Linked DNA regions of Homo sapiens: region 2 is linked to region 1. Evidence: chromatin loops called from intact Hi-C (ENCODE). Cell type or tissue: K562. All regions are shown on one strand. Each heading gives the region's core, and the rest is flanking DNA. Links, peaks and the distances in the headings are about the cores only.

What was found. Peaks named below come from ENCODE experiments on the same cell type or tissue, not always from the same donor. Only the 100,000 strongest peaks of a DNase experiment are listed, where the experiment ranks them.
Region 2: a loop joins it to region 1, with 4 times the contacts of the local background. A loop is called at or near these places in 5 of 110 quality-filtered maps.

The regions. Positions count from the first base shown.
Region 1 is chr17:82,025,414-82,035,473 of GRCh38, reverse strand. It overlaps LRRC45 (leucine rich repeat containing 45), which reads right to left. Exons shown (of 17, transcript NM_144999.4): 5 at 9,967-10,060; 6 at 8,463-8,575; 7 at 8,030-8,088; 8 at 7,723-7,800; 9 at 7,328-7,463; 10 at 7,163-7,240; 11 at 6,966-7,077; 12 at 6,791-6,861; 13 at 6,289-6,381; 14 at 5,839-5,931; 15 at 5,236-5,409; 16 at 5,008-5,155; 17 at 4,323-4,865. The coding sequence ends at 4,669. It overlaps RAC3 (Rac family small GTPase 3), which reads right to left and starts at 3,796. Exons shown (of 6, transcript NM_005052.3): 1 at 3,678-3,796; 2 at 3,016-3,087; 3 at 2,646-2,763; 4 at 2,465-2,527; 5 at 1,875-2,034; 6 at 1,270-1,775. The coding sequence starts at 3,712. The coding sequence ends at 1,645. RefSeq lists silencers at 3,361-3,520, 3,721-3,800, 4,161-4,270, 4,291-4,580 and an enhancer at 5,178-5,701. In K562, for the core only: CTCF peaks have their summits at 3,295 and 4,840; DNase peaks (open chromatin) are centred at 3,393, 3,833, 4,213 and 4,803; H3K4me3 peaks cover 2,787 bases.
Region 2 is chr17:82,346,033-82,356,092 of GRCh38, reverse strand. No RefSeq gene overlaps it. Among named protein-coding and RNA genes, the nearest start is that of TEX19, 8.2 kb to the left of the region's middle. RefSeq lists enhancers at 1-204, 3,272-4,148, 4,579-4,798, 5,477-5,596 and a silencer at 4,529-4,707. In K562, for the core only: CTCF peaks have their summits at 4,096 (motif pointing left) and 5,674 (motif pointing right); a DNase peak (open chromatin) is centred at 4,132.

The DNA of each region.
Region 1 (10,060 bases), core at 4-8,003:
CGGAAACTAGAAGAGCGTTTCCTCAACTTGTGCTATTCACAATGTAATGAGCATAGACACAGCACCCTGAAGTCTAATCTGCATTTTATCATCTGAAGTCTAGACAAGTAACCATAAGTCAAGCCTCCTCCCACCACGGCTGATTTCAAGCTACCAGTTAGATGTCATTTAACGTGGAGCTGGAGGAGATGCCCTCAGCACCCTGTTATGTGGTGTTTGTGTCCATAGGTCCCACAGATGTACATAACCGAGGGGCAGAGAAAACAGTCGTGTATGCAGAAATAAGTAGGAAGTGACGTTTGCCGATTTTGCTTTTAATAACACAAATTGTAAGCTTCTATAATTTGTTAATGATCATTAACAACTGGCTAGCAAAATTGTTGAGAATTCAGCAGTTGGCTTTCCTGAGCCAGTAGGAGCTGCCCCCACACAGCACAAGGCGGAAGCAGACAGTGGCCCTCATGGCACCCCCCAATCCCGAGTGACTCTAATCCCGGGACCATGGCTCCCTCCAACCCCGAGTGACTCCAATCCTGGAACCTCATGGCACCTTCCAATCCCGAGTGACTCCAATCCCGGGACCTCATGGCACCCTCCAATCCCGAGTGACTCCAATCCCGGGACCTCATGGCACCCTCCAATCCCGAGTGACTCCAATCCCGGGACCATGGCTCCGGGCCCACTGATTCTGGCTTCAGCGTCAGCGGACTGTGCTGGGTCACTGCTCTCTTCACTCTCCACACCACACCCCGACCCCCGCGCCCTCCTCCACCCTGCCCCTCTGCCTGGATTGCCCTTACTCCCGGTGCCAGCCAGAGGAGTTGAGGGATGCGGGGAGCCTGCCTCGGCTCCCACGAGGCTCAGAGAGGCCTGACCTGCTTCAGCCTCTTTTCAGACCTTCCCGGTCAGCACAACAGGCGCTGCCTGAGAACTGGCCCGCCTCTCCCCACCCCTCCCTGACATGTGCCCTCCCAGAGGCACAAATCAGCCTGAGGGAGGCCTTGTACACAGCCAAGTAATCATCCCTAGGGCTCAATGCACTAGCTATTGCTTTGATCTGGGTCGGCTCCTTTGGGGGGCTGAGCAGCTCAGCAGGCCCCCTCTTCCCCTGGGGTAGGGTGGAGGAAGCTTAGTGCTGCCTTTGGGAACTCAGCTCTGAAGTGCGGCTGGGGTCGGCTGGGGTGTGATGGACCCGCTCTGCACCATCACAGAGGGGAATTAGGAGCAAACCGCCCCAGGACAGAAGGGCAGGTAGTGAGAGGCAAGAGGTGTAGGTGGAGAATGTTTATTGTATAAAATGAGAAGGGGCTGCCCCACCTCGGGGCACAAGGAACAGAACTCCCCCCCACCCTCCCCCTCCAGGGAAGCCCATCCTGGGGCTTCCCTGCACCTGCCCCTGCAGCCCTGAGGGAGACCCTGCTCCCTCCCGGCCTCCGGCGGGGGCCAGGGAAGGCTGGAGCCACACCCCAGAATGAGGCGGCAGAGAGGACAGGATCCTGCCACCCAGCCTCATCCCCATGCTTCCCCCCGGCCCACCCCCACCGCTCCCCACAGCCGACTCAGGGACACCACACGTCTCAACACAACAGCGGACACGTCCAGGGCTGCTCCCCGCCAGCCCTCAGGCTCGGGTGGGCCAGGGCTCTAGAAGACGGTGCACTTCTTCCCCGGCTTCTTCACTGGGGGCGGGCAGAGCACCGCGCGGATCGCCTCGTCAAACACTGTCTTCAGGCCCCGCTGGGTCAGGGCTGAGCACTCCAGGTATTTCACAGAGCCTAGCGGCAGTGAGGAGGGGAGACAGTGAGGGTGGGGTACAGGGAGGCCCTTACTGCGCCTCCCCACCCCTCCCCTGCAGGCCGCCAGCGCCTACCCACCAATCTCCCGGGCCATGGCCAGGCCCTGTGGGTAGGTGATGGGTGCCAGCTTCTTGTCCCGCAGCCGCTCAATGGTGTCCTTGTCGTCGCGGAGGTCCAGCTTGGTGCCCACCAGGAGGATGGGCGTGTGGGGGCAGTGGTGCCGCACCTCCGGGTACCACTGCAGGGACAGACGCTCTGATCCCTAGGCCCGGAGTCGGCTACCCCAGCCCCACCTGAGCAAGTCACGGCCCTCAGGGACTTTCCCCACTGTTCCAGAGCTACACTTGGCTCTTCTTCCTTCAAGGGGTGACCAGGGGCGGATTTGGTGGGGAGATACCAGGAACAAACACGCAGCCAGGGAACCTGGAGACCTCCCAGGGCCTCCTAGTCAAGGCCCATCCCCAGCAGCCAGAGCCCTCAGAACCCTCCATTCTGAGAGCTGTGACCACCACCACGGCACCCCATCAGCCCCCATGGTCATCTTCAGACCCCACTCCGTGTGCCTACCCCAGGCAGAACCCGTATCGCAATTGCCTCTAAAGGACAACTTGTCGGGGCAGGTACTGGGGCAAGCCCTCTCCCCACAGGGGCCCCCAGCCTTGCCCTACCTTGGCACGAACATTCTCGAAGGAGGCCGGGCTCACCAGAGAGAAGCAGATCAGAAAGACGTCCTTGGGAAAAAGGTGGGACCTGGTGGAGTGGTCAGGGGCTCCCCAGGGCCCTGCTCCCTCCCTTGTGCGGATCTCAGGGACCCCCCCAGCTCCCGGGGCTGGCCCCATTGTTACGTACAGTTTGGGGGTAGGAGAGTGGCCGCAGCCGATCGTAGTCCTCCTGACCCGCTGTGTCCCACAGCCCCAAGTTGACTGGTTTCCCGTCCACCATCACGTTGGCAGAGTAGTTGTCAAAACTGCAGAGCAGTGAGGGCAGGGTCAGGGCTTGGGAGGGGTCCCAGAAACCCCCAGCCCTGCTGGCCTGTGTCTTGGGGTTCACAAGTCTGCACAGAACTAGAACTCTGGCCAGCACCTCAGCTCCAGCCGGGAAGCCCAGAGACAGGGCCACCTGAGCCGACGTGGAAGCCCAGAGGAGACCCTGCCCGTGTCCCCCCCATGCCACACTCACACGGAGGGCCTGTGCTCTCCCGGGAAGCCCCCACACTCACACGGTGGGGATGTACTCTCCGGGGAAGGCGTTGGTCGTGTAGCTGATCAGCAAGCATGTCTTCCCCACGGCGCTGCGGACAGGGCAAGCCACGTGGCTCCCGGGCCCGGCCTCGGACCCTCTGCCCAGCAAGGGCAGCCCCCTCTCCCGGAGCCAGAGGCGAGTTAGGGGCGTCTGGGGTCGAGAGGGGGACCCAGCCCACCAGATCCGTGGCGACCTAAGGCTGGAGGACGACCTGGGCAGGCCGGGCTCCGGGGGCTGGGGTGGTGAATAAGGGCGCAGGGCGCCCCACACTGGGGCCCCAGGCAGAGGCCCCGACTCCGAGGGTGGCGGCAGGAGAGGGTGGGGCCGGCTGAGGGTTCAGCCCAGGTGAGAGGCCTGGCCCCACCCACTGGGAGGACAGGGCGGCGGCCCCGCCTCGCCCGCAGCCAGCCCAAGCGGGAGCCGGGCAGCATCAGGTGGGCCCGAGCTGGAGGCCCGCGGACCCCGCCCCGCCCCACCCCGCCCTCCTCGACCCCGGGGCGCACGCGGCTCGGGCGGGGTACGGCGGGGCCGCCTCGCGAGGACCCGGGCGCCACCCCCGCCCCGCCCCGGCTGCGCCCCGAGCCCCCGAGCCCCCCTCCCGCCCAGCCCAGCCAAGCGGCCTCCGGGCCGCGCACTCACCCGTCGCCGACCACCACGCACTTGATGGCCTGCATGGGCGCGGGCCGGGCGGCGGCGGGCGCGGCCGCGAGCCGAGCTGCGGAGAAATGCCCGGCGCCGCAGCGGCCGCGGACCCGAGCGCCGAGCGATCGGCCGGAGACAGCCGAGCGCCGCCGAGCGCCGGGCGCGGAGACAGCCGAGCGCGGCCGGCGGGGGGCGGGGGGCGGGGGCGGGGGCGGGCGGGGGGCGCCCGGCCGCGCGGCTGGCGGGGCGGGGCCGCCCGAACCCGGGCAGAGCTGCGCGAGCTGCGGCGCCCCCGCCTCCAGCGCGACCCCGGCCCGGGGGTCTCCTACGGGTCCCTCGGGGCGCAGCGCAGGCCGGAGAGAGCCCAGCGACCTGGACCCGGCGGGGAGGGCTCCGCGCGCTGCGCTTTCTCGGGGACCCGCCCCCTGCCGCCGGGAGCCAGCTGGGAACTCCGGGGTCTGCAGCCGCCCGAACCCCCAGACGGACAGCCCCCGCGGCCCTCCCGTCCCTTCAAGGCAGCGGCGAGGAGGGGCGAACAGCCGCACCCCGGCAGGCCCTCCCTGCAGGGCTGGGGGCAGAGGGCCGCGCGTTTGGAGAGGCACGGACGGTCGCGCGTTTGGAGGGAGAGGCGGGGCCAGAATGTATCACAAAGTGCAAACGCGCTGTATTTCCAAACCCCGCCGCGCGCAGGCGGCCGCAGCGTTCACGGTGACATCGCAAAAGGCGAGGGGGAGACGCGCCCGCGGGACCCCTTCCCGGTGTGCTCCCACGTGGCGTCGACCGGGAAGAAGGGGCCGGTAGGGAGCCCTTCCCAGGCGCCTCCCACGGGGTTCCCCCGCAGCCGCGACACCACCAACAGTCGCCGCAACCGCCGCGTGGAACAGACGACCCGGGTCTCAAAGAGGCGGCGCGGGCGGGACGCAGCCCCTGGTCCATCTCGGGCGCCGCCTGATGCACTCCTACTGCGCCCGGGTCCTCCCGGCCTGTCTCACTTTGGGGGGCTCAGGGTCCTCACGGGGGACGCCTGCACGTAAGCCAGGACGGCGTTCTGCAGGAAGCTCGCCCTCTGGGCCTCCTCGTCCCGGATGCGGGCGATCTCCGCCTCCCGGAGCCGCAGCTTCTCCCGGAGAGACGCGTTCTCGCTCTCCCTGTCCAGCAGCGCCTCTCGGTGGTCGCTCGCCATCACTGCAGGGCAAGGAGCGCAGTGAGCGGACGCAGCCCCAGCGCACCGTGGCACGGCCTCAGCACGGGAGACCTGGCCAGCCCCGCTCTCTGGCTGGCCTCACGTCCCACCAGTGGGCGGCGGGAGGACAAGGGTCTGGCTCACCTTTCAGCTGGCGCTCCAGGGCCGCCGCCTTCTCCCTCAGCGCCTCCTGAGCCGCCAGCTCCGCCTGCAGCCGGCCGTTCTGCTCCTGCAGCTCCACGCGCACCCTGCTCACCTCGGCCACCCTTTCCTGGTCCTTGAGGCTCAGCTCCTGCCAGGCACGAAGGCTGGGGAGTGAGGCGAGGGTTGGGGGCTAGCACGCCCGGGGCCCCCCACCGGAGCCCCGCCTACCTGCTGCAGCTCTTCCAGGCGCCGCCGCAGGCCCTCAACTTGCAGGCCCAGCTGGCTGACCCGGGTCTGGGCCTCGGCCACCACCTGCTTCTGCTGTAGGCAAGCGCCCTGCGCCTCGTCCCGTGCCTGCGCCAGCAGTCTCAGCTTGTCCTCCAGGTGAGCCAGGCGCTGTTGCTGTGAGCACAGGGGCCGCCACGAAGCATGAGGGGCTCAGCCTGAGCTCAGCTGAGGGAATGTCTGCACGGGCACGACCCCACCTCTCTGCAGGACTGGCTGCTCTAGTTACTATGACTCTGAACCCGCTCCCCTGGCAGCCACCTCCTCCAGATGCCCTCTGGGCTCTCCTCCTCCCTCTTCGGTCACACCACCCCTCCCATCCATCCATGCGTGTAGTCACAGGCTGCAGAGATGGGCCAAACCTCTCCACCGTCTCAGGCCCTGATCCAAGGCTGAAGCGGACCCACCAGTGTCCAGGGTGTGCTCATCTGACCTCAACACCACACTCCCGCCTCCCCACTCAGACCGAAGCTCTGGAGTCTGCATGCGGGCCGCAATGCCGGGCAGCCTGGCTCCCCCGGAGGGTGGCGGACATGTGTGGCTCACCTCCTCCAGGCGGGCCTGGCTCTTGGCCTTGATCAGCTCCTCCTCAGCCTGGCCACGCTCGCTGAGTGCCGCTGCTTTCACTCGGCTCAGCTCCTGCACAGATGGCCACCTGCCAGCCCGTTCTCCTGTCCCTGGCCCAGGGCCCTTCTCTCTCTGGCCCATCCAGCCAACCCCAGCCAGGGGGGCTCCTCTCTGCCAGCCTCCTGAGGGCCACGCAGCTGCTCTGCCACCTAGCTCGCTGGGCAAGGTTCCTAAGGCCAAGGAAGTCCGAATGCCACCTAAGTCCCTTTAGCTTCTTGGGCACACTGGTGGGTGGGTCCCCAAGGTGGGGCCTATGAGCCTCTGGGAACAGGAAGAGGTCTCTGGTCCTGAGGCGGCGAACACCAGGGGCCCCTGCCTTGTTCAGCCCAGGACTAAGGCAGAGCTTGGCCCTGCCTGGTGGGCACTCACCTCCTCCAGGGACAGCCGCGCCGCCTCCAGCCTCTGCACCCGCTCCTGCATGGCCTTCTCACTCTCCTCCAGGTGACGGGTCATATGCTCCACCTGCTCAGGGGCAGGGATTGTGGGGCCAGAGTGGAGAGCGGGCCTCCCTACCTTCTCCTCACGGACTCCCCACCCTGAAAGGCAGGTGTCTCTTGAGAACCTTGTTCATTCTGAGAAAGCACTGCCTCAGATGGCCTAGCAGGAAACTACCGCAGCATGCACACCCTGAACGAGTGGGCCTTGGTGTCTCTTCAACGGCAGCCTGTACTACGGCTCAGACATTGCCGGGGTCCCCCCGCCGCCCCCAATAGGAGGTTCTGGGTCTGACATCCGCTCAGGCTGGCAAAATACGGCCACCCAGTGACCCAAGGTTGGCAAGGGAAGCTCCCACCAGGTGTGTGCTTTGGGGACACCTGCGTGACACCAAGACCAGAGACTGAGGCGCATTAGAGGCCAACGAAGAGGGCACCTCCTTGATGCGCAGGCTTTCGGAGTCCTCCAGGCTCTGTCTGCATCTTCTCTTCTCCATGTCCAGGCGCTCTGGAAGCCCAGGGTGGGCAGAGTATGCGTGAGCATCCCCTGGGGGCCCCCGTCCCCCGGTGCCCATCCCCAGGCCCCTCCACAGCAGGCCTGCCCGTGCCCACCCTCGGCCTGGATGGCCCGCATCTTCAGCTCAGCTGACATGCTGGTCATCTCCTGCCTGGTCTGGAACAGCTGCTCCTGCTGACACCTGAACTTCCGCTCCAACTCGTCTACCTGAAAGCCGGCACCAGGGAGGGAAGCTGCAGCCCAGCCCTGCCGCGCCCACCCTGGGCTCCCTGGCTCCATCCACCACAGCTACCTGGTTTTGCAGAAGCAGGTTCTTTTCATTGGCAGCAGACAAGTCTCTGAGGAGTTTAGACTCCCGCTCTGCAGCTTCCTGGGAGGGGAACGGGGTATGGGTAGTGAGGGTCACGAAGCCGCCACGCACCCCTTGGCCCACCCCTCTCAAGCCCTGCCCACCCACCTGCTGCTCCAGCTTGAGCTCCTTGGCCTGCCTCTGTGACAGGCTCAGCTGCTCCTGCTCCGCTGTGGCCAGGAGCTCCCCCAGGTCCTGGGCCTTCTGCTCCGACAGAGCCAGGGCGGCCTCTGTCATCTGCAGCCTGCAGAAAGGAGGGGCAGCACCCCCGCCCCGGTTGGAGTTTCACTTGCCTTATAAAGGCCTCGCTGCTTTCACTGTTGCTGGGCACCTAGTCAACCCCAGCCAGCACCCGCCTCCTCCAGGAAGGCTTCTGGGTTACTGCCCCAGCCTCACCATTTCCCACCTCTGCTTTGCAAACAGGACTTGCACACAGGTTCACACCACCTTTCTCTGCCCTGTGGGCACGTCTCTGAAGTATCCTGAGGCCACCCCCCACTTACTTGGCCTTGAGAGCGTTGATGATGGAGTGCCTCTCATTCAGGGCTTCCTGAAGCTGCCCTACACGGGCTGCCGACGCCCTGTGGGCAGAGAGGAGGGTGCAGAGAGTAACCCAAACCCCAGAGCGCTCCCATACCCCTCTGGCCTCGGTAGCTGCTGCTGTTCCTTAAGCATCTATGGTCGCCTGGGCACTGAGCCTCCAGCGACCTCCTCGTGGCCTCACTCGTGGGCTCAGGTTGGTCCCATCTGAGTCTGAGCCAGGACCTGATCCCTGAAGCCTCACCCTGCCCCTGCCCTGGGCCCGCTCACCTGCTGCTCTTGGCCATCTCTTCTCGCTGCTTATCAATAGTCTCCATCAAGTCGAGGAACTGGGGACAGAGACAGCCGCAGCCCTGTCAGGGCACCTGCAGCCTGTCCACCTGACCTTCTCAGGGGGAAGGAGAGCCAGCGCCCACCAATGTGGCAAGGCAGCGGAGGGTTCCACCCACGGTGCCCTGTCTCCTTCACAGGAAGGGTGGCCCCTGCAGAGCGAGGCCTCAGGGCTCAGACGCCAGCTCCCCAAGGAAGTCCACCTGCAGATCAGACCAGGAGGCCGCCCCTCCTTCCTGGTACCAGCCACTCAGAGAGGCTCCAGGGCCCCGAGGAAGGGAAGATGGGCAGACCACGGGGCTGAGGGAGGAAGGACGTGGCCAGGCCCTCCAGCCATAAGCAGCTCCAAGGTCAGTGAAGGCGCCATCCTCACCTGCTTGGACTTCTCCTCCCGGAGGTGCTGGACCTCCTTGCTGAGGACGTGAGTGCGGGCTTGGTTCTCCTGGAAGGTGGTGAGCCGGTCCTGGCTGTGGCCCATGGCTTGCTCTGCAGAAGGAGCTGTGTCAGCTGGGCACAGGGGCTCATGCCTGGAATCCCAGCACTTTGGGAGGTCGAGGTGGGTGGATCACCTGAGGTCAGGGGTTCGAGACCAGCCTGGCCAACATGGTGAAACCCCATCTGTACTAAAAATACAAAAAAGTAGCTGGGCATGGTAGCGCACACCTGTAATCCCAGGTACTCGGGAGGCTGAGGCAGGAAAATCGCTTGAACCGGGAGGTGGAGGTTGCAGTGAGCCGAGATTGCGCCACTGCACTCCAGCCTGGGTGACTGAGTGAAACTCAGTCACACACACACACACACACACACACACACACACACAAAGGAGCTGTGTCACCCCGGGGCTGCTTAGCCTCAGGAGTAGCTGGTGGCCACCAGCCCTGCACCCAGCGGCTGGCTGCTTGGGAATCTATGCCGTGTGGGGCAGCGTCTCACCCGGCAAGTCAGGGGTGCCCCCTCAGTGCATGGGGGTGGAAGTGCTTTGTGGGGTTCGGGCTGTGAGCAAGAGCCGCCTGGTGTTGGGGAGCGCGTGCACATGTGGGGCAGAGGTGGTGGGAGCTGCTCCACCGCAAAAGGCAAGGGCCATCCTGGGGCATCTGGCCACCATCCCAAAGGTCAAGGGGCACTGCACAATGCTGAGGCAAATGCTGTGCCCAGCTCAGTTCTGGAAAGATCTGGGTAGCATGTGGCGAGGGGGCAGAGGTCAGGAGGGATGACAACAACCAGGGCAGTGCCGAGGCGAAGCCAGGGACGGCGCAGCTGGAGTCAGAGGCCAGGCAGAACCAGCAGGAGGGATGAGCCCTCAGCACAGGGGCTGGAAGAGGCTGCCGCTGTGCGCGGATTAGGGAGTACGGGGGGCCTGGCAAAGTCCCCAGCTGAGTCTGGGGCACTGGGGCCTGAGGCTGAGACATCAGCTGCAAGGATTCGGGGTCGCTGGTGGGAGGGAATGTGTGGAGGCCAGCACAAGCCAGGGGGCCCCACCTCACCTGACTCACATGCAGGGCCACAGACTCAGGGTGACCAGGGAGCCTTCCTGGCCAAGGCCAAGACCTGGGCCACCCGAAGCATCAGCAAAGCCACCAAGGCCAGGACTGTGAGCCACACGGCCTCAGCTTCCCCAGCTGTGAAACGGGCACCCTCCACTGCACAGGTCCTAAGAACTCAGCAAGTACACAGGGCGCCTCGGACAGTGCCCATGTGTGGCGAACGCCATTCAAGTGCCAAACAGGTGCCCCACGACCCCTCCGCTCCTTCCTGCTTCCCCTGGGCTCTCAGGCTGCTCTCCTCATCAGTTCCCGTCCTGAGCCCGGCACCCCGCCCTCGGTGGACAGGCCTCTGTCAAAGGCTCACGCGTCACTCCACACAGCCCTGCACCGTACCCACGGCTCTGAGGACGTCTCCAGGGATGTTGTTCCCAGCCAGGTCCAGTCTCCACAGGGTTCTGTTGCTGGGGAGACAGTTCATGAGGGCCCG
Region 2 (10,060 bases), core at 781-8,780, 320 kb before region 1:
CTGGGCTGGTGCCTTCCTGGGCACAGGATCCCCAGCAAGTCCAGGAATCTGACCTGAGGTCACCAATCATGCCCAGGGAAACCAGCCAGCCCCCAAAGCCTCCAAAACCCAAGTGGGCTTGGTTCTGTTGGCAGGTGACCCAGCTGGAATCAAACAAGAAAGAAAAGTGTGTTTAGATCATCAGGTGACTCACCAAATAGAACTTTCTTGAAAACTGTTTAATAATCAAGACCAGGAAAAGATTATGGAATATTCTAGCAAAGTCCAAGTACTTGGATTTTAAAATCAACATTTATCTTACTGCTCTTATATTACAAAGTTCCGCCCTCACCTCCAGTCTCAACGTTTGCACAAAGCATTTCAGCAGCACATGCAATGGCGTTATGGTTGGCTTTTCCCTCTCGCTCCTCCGCACAGCACTGAAGAAGGACAGGAGCAGTTTTCTTTGTTTCTTGCATGAATTTACTACTGAGGCTCGTCAGAGAGAGGCTGCCTGTGGGAGTGATGCATGGCCTCTGCTTCCACGGAGAAAAGCCACACGGTGGTGGCCAGGGGTGGGATGCGCCCGTGGACATGGAGGACAGATGTGTTCTGAGAAGCTGCCTGTTTCTTTTGTTTGTTTTTGAGATGGACTTTCACTTTTGTTGCCCAGGCTGGAGTGCAATGGCGCGATCTCAGCTCACGCCAACCTCCACCTCCCGGGTTCAAGTGATTCTCCTGCCTCAGTCTCCCAAGTAGCTGAGATTACAGGTGCCTGTCACCATGCCCAGCTGATTTTTGTATTTTTAGTAGAGATGGGGTTTCACCATGTTGGCCAGGATGGTCTCAATCTCTTGACCTCGTGATCCACCCGCCTTGGCCTCCCAAAGTGCTGGGATGACAGGCATGAGCCACCGTGCCCAGCCGAGGTGGCTTCTTTACAACAGACTATCCAGGGGACCACAGTCACCCTCCCCTCACTCCCAGCCCACCCTTCCTGCTCATTTGCTTTGTCCACCTACTCAGCTCCGTGGCCCATTGGTGGCCTCCATCCTTCTGAAGGACCAAGAAGCCACTGCCATGTGGAAGCACCTCCACGTGCCCTGGTCAGGTCTGTCACCAGTGCTGTGTGAGGATCAGAACACCCTCGACCACACTGGCTCATCATCCAAATTGTAATCATGGACTTAGAGGCTGTCCTTTTAAAAATAACTTTTGGTATTGTTTGCTTATTTCAAAGTAAACAAATTCATTATCAAACATTTAGAAAACAGGCAAGCAAATAAGAGGAAAGAACATCACCAGTCACACATTCTCCAGAGAGTGCAAAAAGCAAGGTCTCTGTATCTTACTCTCAAGTAGGAAGAATGGTTGCAGGAGAGGAAGGAAGGAGAGAGGGCCTGGGCGCTGTACCCGGCTGTGGCCAGCTCTGTCCTGAACCCTCCTGGGGTCTGTCCTGAACCCTCCTGGGCTCTGTCCTGAACCCTTCTGGGGTCTGTCCTGAACCCTCCTGGGGTCTGTCCTGAACCCTCCTGGGCTCTGTCCTGAACACTCCTGGGCTCTGTCCTGAACACTCCTGGGGTCTGTCCTGAACCCTCCTGGGGTGGGATTTCCATAAGGTGGGCATTATTATCTTCCCTGGGCTGGGCCAGAGCCTGGTTGGGGCCTGGGGCCCCATCCTGAGTCCAGAGTCTGTGACTCCTCCATAGGCCCCAGGGCCTGTGCAGTGACAGTCCCTGAGCAGCAAAAGAGCAAATGAGTGCTGGGAATTGTGGGTCCCTTCCCTAAAAAGGCAGAGGTGGTGATCCCGCCCAGCCCAGGGTCTTCAAAACTGCAGGTACATCCTTGCTGTTCTGTCAAACACATCTGCAGATAACTTGAGTCCATCTAGGGTGGGTTTCCAGGCAGCTGGGGACCAAGTGAGGGGGTGGAGGCGGCCACGTGAGACCCCAGGAAGCAGAGCCCCCACCACCCCAGGAGATTTCTTCATCCACAGTGGCAAGGGTGGGGGCTGCCCTAAGATGTCAGCAAAGACCACCATTGGGGAAGGTCTTGGACATGACTCTGAGTGGTCCCATGGGGAAAGGGGACTGGTGTCTCCTGGAGGGAGATGCTGGAAGAAGGCCAGAGAGGAAGGATGGCCAGAAGTCCCCATTTCCATAGCCCAAACCTGTGGAAACACTGCCCCTGGGCAGCTCTGTGCCCCTGGCGACCTCCTGGTATGATGCAGCTTAGAAAGAAGCTGCCTGTCTCTCCATTGCCAGCCTTTTCTGGAAGTCTGGGTGCCTTCAGGTTTGGGGATACTGAAACATCCTCCCAATATCCCAGGGCTCCTGGCCTTTGAACACCCGCGAGGGGCGGGGCAGCCACACACTTGGGGGTCACGTTCCCTGGGACTCTCCCCTCTTGGCTTCCCCCCATCACCCAGGGCCAGGGAGGCCGGGGCAGGTGCAGACCCAATCCTGGCAGTTGGCAGCGGTTTCCAGGCGCCTGCGTGACCCTGTCTGTAGCCTACAGGAGCAGGTGCTGCCTGTGATGGGGGCCCTGGGCTCCAGCAGATGTAGGAAGGTATGAGAGTGCAGCCACCCTCCTACACCCTCTCTCCCTAAGGCCTCCATAGTAGATTTAGGGTTCATGCTACTGGGTGAGATGGAGTTGAGGGAGGGCCCGCAGTTCTAAAGATCTGGGTCACACTTGGGCTATAGGGCCCTGTTAGCCATGAACTCCTTCATCAAATAAACCAAATGTGGAAGACGCATACCTGGGGCCCTGGTGCTTGATTTTGTTTTCTGCTCTCATCTCTCATCACCCTACAAAATGCATCTCCATAAAAAGACATTAAACAGCCCCGCACGGTGGCTCACGTCTGTAATCCCAGCACTTTGGGAGGCCAAGGCAGGTGGCTCACCGGAGGTCAGGAGTTCGAGACCAGCCTGGCCAACATGGTGAAACCCCGTCTCTACTAAAAATACAAAAATTAGCTGGGCATGGTGATGGGAGCCTGTAATCCCAGCTACACGGGAGGCTGAGGCAGAAGAATTGCTTGAACCCGGGAGGTAGAGGTTGCAGTGAGCCGAGATTGCGCCACTGCACTCCAGCCTGGGCAACAGAGTGAGACTCTGTCTCCAAAAAAAAAAAAAAAAAAAAAAGACATTAAATGAGACTAAGAAAAAAATGGCAAGTATTAAACATTTTGGGTAAATCAGAGCCATGTCATGCTGGCCTCACCCTCAGCCACCAGCTGCCTGCCCCCGCAGAGCCAAGCTCATTGCTGTCTGTCATCTGAGTGAGGGCACTGTGCATGATGAATAACACCTTTTTTTTGTTAAAAACAGCTTGAAATATTTACTTCAGTTTAATCTGTTCATTTTTAAATCAGAGCAAAACCAAAGTTGTGCAGAATGAGCTGGGAGATTAGGGGGCCTCAATCCTACTCCACAGGGACCCTGTCCACATGTGGCTCAATCCTGCTCCATAAAGACCCTAGCCACAGGCCGTGGCCCAACCCACATGGCCTGGACACACAGAACAACCCTCAAATCAACCCAGAAGCTCCAGATACTGGGCGTGCCCCCCACAGCCCTCGGCAACACCATAAACCCCACTTGGGGACACAATGGGGGCCACCGCCAGGCACACAAATGGCCCCAAAGGAGCATGGCCTCCCCCTCCTCTGCCCACTGGTCTGGATCCTACCTCCTAGGGGTGGGCACCAGGGGTTCTGTCCAAGGAAAGGGGCTCTGCCCATGACAACTGGGAGGTGGTGTCGTGTCCACCCTGCCATGCACAGCGCCCACACACAGGAAGCGGCGTGGCTGCAACAGCCCCTGGGTGTGAGGCCTCCCATACCCCTGGTGTGCTCGCTGAGATCTGAGACTGGAGAAGCAGGCACTGGAAGCAGGACTTGGCGAACCCACACGCCTCCTGGCAGGGAGGGAAGATTATGGAAACTGGGGGCTTCCGGGTGCACCTGTGCCACCCCCACATGGCTTGGGGCAGGCGCCTGGCATCCCTGGGCACCTGTGGGTGCGGCAGAGCAGCCCGGAGGCAGCAGGATCAATTTCTAGGCTCTGGATTTGGGCGCCAACTTGCTGTGTGCCAATAGCACCCCCTGGTGGTCACTTCAGTCTGCACGGACGCTCGTGCTTTTGTACCATCAAATCAGCCAAGCCCGCAAAGGGGCCCTGCCATTGGCCTGGTCTCTGGACTGGTTGCTGGGAAGAACTGAGAACCATGGCTGGCCCTTTAGCAATTCCTGAGGCCTCCCGACCCTCCTCCTCCAATCGGCTCTGCCTCCATCTTCTGATCTGTGGAGTTGGGATGTTGCACACGGCATCCCGACGGCAACCCGCGTCCTCCTTCAGCTGAGAGTCTGCCGGGTGGGCTGAGGCCGGGCCAGGGGCTATACCTGGGCCACCCCAGCAAGCTCCCTCCCTCGGTCCAGCTCCACGGCCGGCCCCAGCCCTGGAGGCCTATTGCGAGTGCATGTTTGTGTGTGAGAGCATGCCCTCACGAGTGTGCAGGGGTGTGTGGGGTGCGGTGTATACATGCACAGGTGTGTTCGTGTGTATGCAGGAGTGGGCGGGTGCACAGACGTGCACCTGTGGGCAGGAGTGACCTCAGAGACTCCTTCCCGCAGATGCCTCGGTCGCAGGGCCCCAGCCCGGCGTGGTTGGTGACCTCAGAGACTCCTTCCAGCAGACGCCTCGGCCGCGGGGTCCCAGCCCGGCGTGGTTGCTGCTCTACACACATCTGCTGGATTGAAGTAAACAGGAAGAGTCAGTTAATAATAGAAGGACTTGGGGTGTGAAGCAGCTGGCCCCAAAGGCAGGAGCTACAAAGCGAGAGGACCTAGAAGCAGATGCTGACTGAGGTCAGGTTTGGGGTAGATAACAGGGGGCAGGTCATTCATGTTCTCTGCTTGCCTGTGTTTTCCACAGCTTCTAAAATGAACTTGAGTTACCTGGAAATAAGAAGCTCAACAATTGTAACATTCTCGGGCTGCCAGCAACTCCATGTCTGAAGCCCAGCCTGGATCGAGCCCTGGAGAAGCCTCGAGGGTGGGCCGAGGTGGTGGCCCGTCCAGCCCTCCTGGACAGGCCCAGTGGCTGGGACAGAGGCCTCCGAGGTGCCGGGTGTGCCGGCCCCACGATGGTGCACCTGCCGCCACCCCGGTGAGATGGGCATCACCCAGGGAGGCGCAGAGAAGCCGGCAGCGCAGCCAGGACTGACACGTAATCCCGACACCTGGGCCATCGGCAAGAACTGTCAGCCTACTTGACCTCTTTTTGTGACAAATCAGATCCTCCCCCAAGAACAGACCAGTGTCTGTCAGCATCAACCCCCACAGACACCTCTGCTGGTGTGGCAGGTGACATTGCCACAGTGGGGCCCTGAGTCAGGCGGCAAGTCTCTGTAACAAACAGCTCCAGGAGCAGTCATGCTAGTGGGGGGCTCAGCCTGTGCAGGCCCTGGGACCTGGGTAAAGTCGAGGTGCAGCATCAGAGTCCGGGGCCCCTGCACCCCAGGCCAAAGGTTGCCCTCATCCCACAGAGCCTTCCGTTGCAGCTGGTTCAGGCCCCGGGGCCAGCCGGGCATCTCGCCCTGAAAACCACAGGCTCCGTGCAGAGGGGAACCCGAGAGAGGCCTGCAGATGCCACACATGATGCTGGTGTCACATTGAAATAGTTTCGGCAGGGGGCGGTGGCGCACGCCTGGAATCCCAGCACTTATGGAGGCCAAGGCAGGCGGATCACCTGAGGCCAGGAGTTCAAGACCAGCCTGGCCAACATGGTGAAACCCCATCTCTACTAAAAATATAAAAATCAGCTGGGCGTGGTGGTGCACGCCTGTAATCCCAGCTACTCTGGAGGCTGAGGCAGGAAAATAGCTTGAGCATGGGAGGCAGAGGTTGCAGTGAGCTGAGATCACACCACTGCACTCCAGCCTGGGTGAAGAGTGAGACTCTGTCTCAAAAAAAATAAAAAGAAAAAAAAGAAATAGTTTGACCCCAGAGTCATTCTGGCACAACCTAAAAAGCCGACTCTTTAACATTTGAGCTTTTAAAAATACCAAATAACCTGGGAAAGTGACACGCTGTCCCTGTGGCCATGGGGCCATGTGAAGGGTGACGTGTCTTGCGCAGATGCCCTGTGTGCGGCCCTCACTGAAGCTGCAGGGTCTGCTGCCGCTCACAGCTCTGGACTCCAGACGTCTGCCTCTCGGGACACTTGGGACTCGATTCCACAGCTCCAGAAAACCCAGGAAACCCGAAGGCGACCTCAACACCGTTCGTTCTCTCAGTAGCATACGTGATAAATGAAGTAAAAACTCCTTTAAAGCGAGGGTTTGGGGAAACAGAACTGTTGTGTCTCAGACGGCGTTAACCAAGTTGCAATCATTTTACAATTGGGAAACTTTCTAAGAAAACTATCTACACATCTGCTTACAAATCAAAGCCAGAGTGTTTTCTACCGTCAGGAAACTGGGAGAGGCTCAGGAATGAGGGGGAGGCAGTCAAGAAATCGCTAATTAAAACCAGCGCTTTCCCACCCTTCTGGCTGGGAGGGGGCCGGGAAAGACGAGGAAGTGGAAGAGGTCAGGAGAAGGCAGTGAGTGAACAGATTACTGTCCCAGTCTCCACCTTTGTGTTTATGTTTGTACTTTTCCATGATAAAAGCTTTGTTCTGAACATCGGCCTCCCCCGGGCTGTGCAGAGCTCCACGGCCCCGGCTACCCCAGTGGCTCCAGTGGCCGACAGGGTTGATTCTACTCACCTGAGCAGGTGAGCCTCCCCAGAGTCACCTGGCATCGCTCTGGTGGGTTTGAAGGAGAGGTCAGGATCCCAGGACATGCACGCGCGGGTGGCAGTGACCCTACCAGAGCTGGGGTCACGGGGGGAACTGAGGCACCCCCCACAGACATTTTTAAATTCTAAAATCAGATGCTTTTGTTTAGTTGTTCAGAGTGAGGCTTCTATGCCCCTGCATGTGCGTCTCCAGTTTGGAACTTATGCTCCTCTAGGAGTTCCCGAGGCTCTGCGTAGAGATCAGTGGAAGAATTGGCTCAGATCAGCCTCAAGTCCTGAGGAGCAATCGTATTTCAGGGACGGCTGGCTTATTTCATTTATTATAATTCTCCTATTTACTATTCAATTCCAACACAGCAGGTTTCCAAATGTGAGAGGGAAACATTTACGTCGTGGGGACTGTGGCTGTAAATTCCCACTATGGCAGGTTTCTCTTTGACAAATAAAAGCGTTGGTTGAATTATTGACAAGGAAGATAGATTTAGAAATGTGTGTCAGACGTGGGGCTGGGTGAGTTTGTGAAGGAGAGAGAGGTGAAGGAAAGCTATGAGGCGAGCAGGGCAGGGTGGCAGCCGGCCAGCCCAGGGGGTCTCGTGGAAAGCTATGAGGCGAGGAGCAGGGCAGGGTGGCAGCCGGCCAGCCCAGGGGGTTTCGTGGGTGTTTATGCTGGGACCTTGGCCCAGGACCCCACCTGGCAGCCTCTCCTTCCCAGCAGGGCCAGCCCCCTGCAGCCCCAGGCCCTGGGGGGCAGTCTTGGAGGGGCTCTGGCTCTGATGTCTTCCCTCCCTCCAACGCTGGTCCCAGCACTCAAATAGAAACTCAAATCCTATTTTCTGCGGGTAGAGATAGGATGACAAGAGGCCTCCCTTCTAGAAAGGAAAATGAGAGATCAGAAAAATCAGAAAAACCAGAAGGCATTGGCTGGGTGCAGTGGCTCACGCCTGTAATCCCAGAACTTTGGGAGGCCGAGGTGTGGGGATCACCTGAGGTCAAGAGTTCAAGATCAGCCTGGCCAACACGGTGAAACCTCGTCCCTACTAAAATACAAAAATTAGGCGGGCGTGGTGGCAGGCACCTGTAATCCCAGCTACTCAGGAGGCTGAGTCAGGAGAATCACTTGAGCCTGGGAGGCGGAGGTTGCAGTGAGCCAAGAACGCACCATTGCACTCCAGCCTGGGTGACAAGAGCAAAACCCTGTCTCAAAAGACAAGACAAGAAAATCAGAAGGTCTTAGCTCTGGTGGAAGAGCCCGGAGAGAGGGCGTTCAGGCTGGGACCCCCTCAGTCTCTCTGTCTCCAGAGGGGGGCGTTCAGGCTGGGACCCCTCAGTCTCTCTGTCTCCAGAGAGGGGGCGTTCAGGCTGGGACCCCCTCAGTCTGTCTCCAGAGAGGGGGCGTTCAGGCTGGGACCCCCTCAGCCTGTCTCCAGAGGGGGGCGTTCAGGCTGGGACCCCTCTGTCTCTCTGTCTCCAGAGAGGGGGCGTTCAGGCTGGGACCCCCTCAGTCTCTCTGTCTCCAGAGAGGGGGCGTTCAGGCTGGGACCCCCTCAGTCTCTCTGTCTCCAGAGAGGGGGCGTTCAGGCTGGGACCCCCTCAGCCTGTCTCCAGAGGGGGGCGTTCAGGCTGGGACCCCTCTGTCTCTCTGTCTCCAGAGAGGGGGCGTTCAGGCTGGGACCCCCTCAGTCTGTCTCCAGAGAGGGGGCGTTCAGGCTGGGACCCCCTCAGTCTGTCTCCAGAGAGGGGGCGTTCAGGCTGGGACCCCTCAGTCTCTCTGTCTCCAGAGAGGGGGCGTTCAGGCTGGGACCCCCTCAGTCTCTCTGTCTCCAGAGAGGGGGCGTTCAGGCTGGGACCCCCTCAGCCTGTCTCCAGAGGGGGGCGTTCAGGCTGGGACCCCCTCAGTCTGTCTCCAGAGAGGGGGCGTTCAGGCTGGGACCCCTCTGTCTCTCTGTCTCCAGAGAGGGGGCGTTCAGGCTGGGACCCCCTCAGTCTGTCTCCAGAGAGGGGGCGTTCAGGCTGGGACCCCCTCAGTCTGTCTCCAGAGAGGGGGCGTTCAGGCTGGGACCCCCTCAGTCTCTCTGTCTCCAGAGGGGGGTGTTCAGGCTGGGACCCTTCTGTCTCTCTGTCTCCAGAGAGAGGGCGTTCTGCTGTATAAACAGGAAGCCCCGGGTGCCTGAGGATCCTTGGCACAAGCAGGGCGGGGACCGGGTCGGGGTCGCCCACATGGGCACTATCCCGAAATCTTGTGCCATCTCTTGTATTTAAAAGCAGAGTGGTTCTTCCCCCCACACTGTGGCGGCTAGCTAATTTTTTTAAGTTTTGAGTTTTTAAACCCGAACCTGCCGCTGAGCAGTTTGCAGCTTCACACTCGCGTGTGCAAGAAACAGCTTCCTGACTTCCCCCTCGGAGCCCTCCTGGGGAGGGGAAGCCGCTCCTTGGCTGCTGCGCCCTCAGACACACGCTCCCTTGTGTCAGGTGTGTCAGGCCTCTGAGCCGAAGCTCAGCCATTGTAACCCCTGTGACCTGCACATGTATGTCCAGATGGCCTGCAAGAGCCAAGAAGTCTGGGGCAACCCAAATCTACAAAAGAATGAAACAGCCAGCTCCTGTCTTAACTGATTGACCAACCTTACGACATTCCATGATGACCTGTTCCTGCCCTGTCCCACCTGATCGATCGACCTCGTGACATTCTTCTTCCGGACAATGAGTCTTATGATCTCCCCACCATGTACCTTGTGACCCCCTCCTCTGCTGACAATAGGTAACCACCTTTCACTGTAACTTTCCACTGTTTACCCCAGTCCTATAAAACGGCCCCACCCCTACCTCTCTTTGCTGACTCTTTTCGGACTCAGCCCACTTGCACCCAAGTGAATAAACAGCCTTGTTGCTCACACAAAGCCTGTTGGTGTCTCTTCACATGGACGCACGTGACACAAAGTGCTGGGGTTACAGGCGTGAGCTGCCACGCCCGGCCCTCTTTGCTCTTTCGTACGAATTTTATTTTTTATTTTTATTTTTTTTCTTGAGACAGAGTCTTGCTCTGTCGCCCAGGCTGGAGTGCAGTGGCGCGATCTCGGCTCACTGCAAGCTCCGCCTCCCGGGTTCACGCCAGTCTCCTGCCTCAGTTACCTGAGTAGCTGGGACTACAGGCGCCCGTCACCACACCTGGCTAATTTTTTGTATTTTTTTAGTGGAGACGGGGTTTCACCGTGTTAGCCAGGATGGTCTTGATCTCCTGACCTCGTGATCCGCCCGCCTCGGCCTCCCACAGTG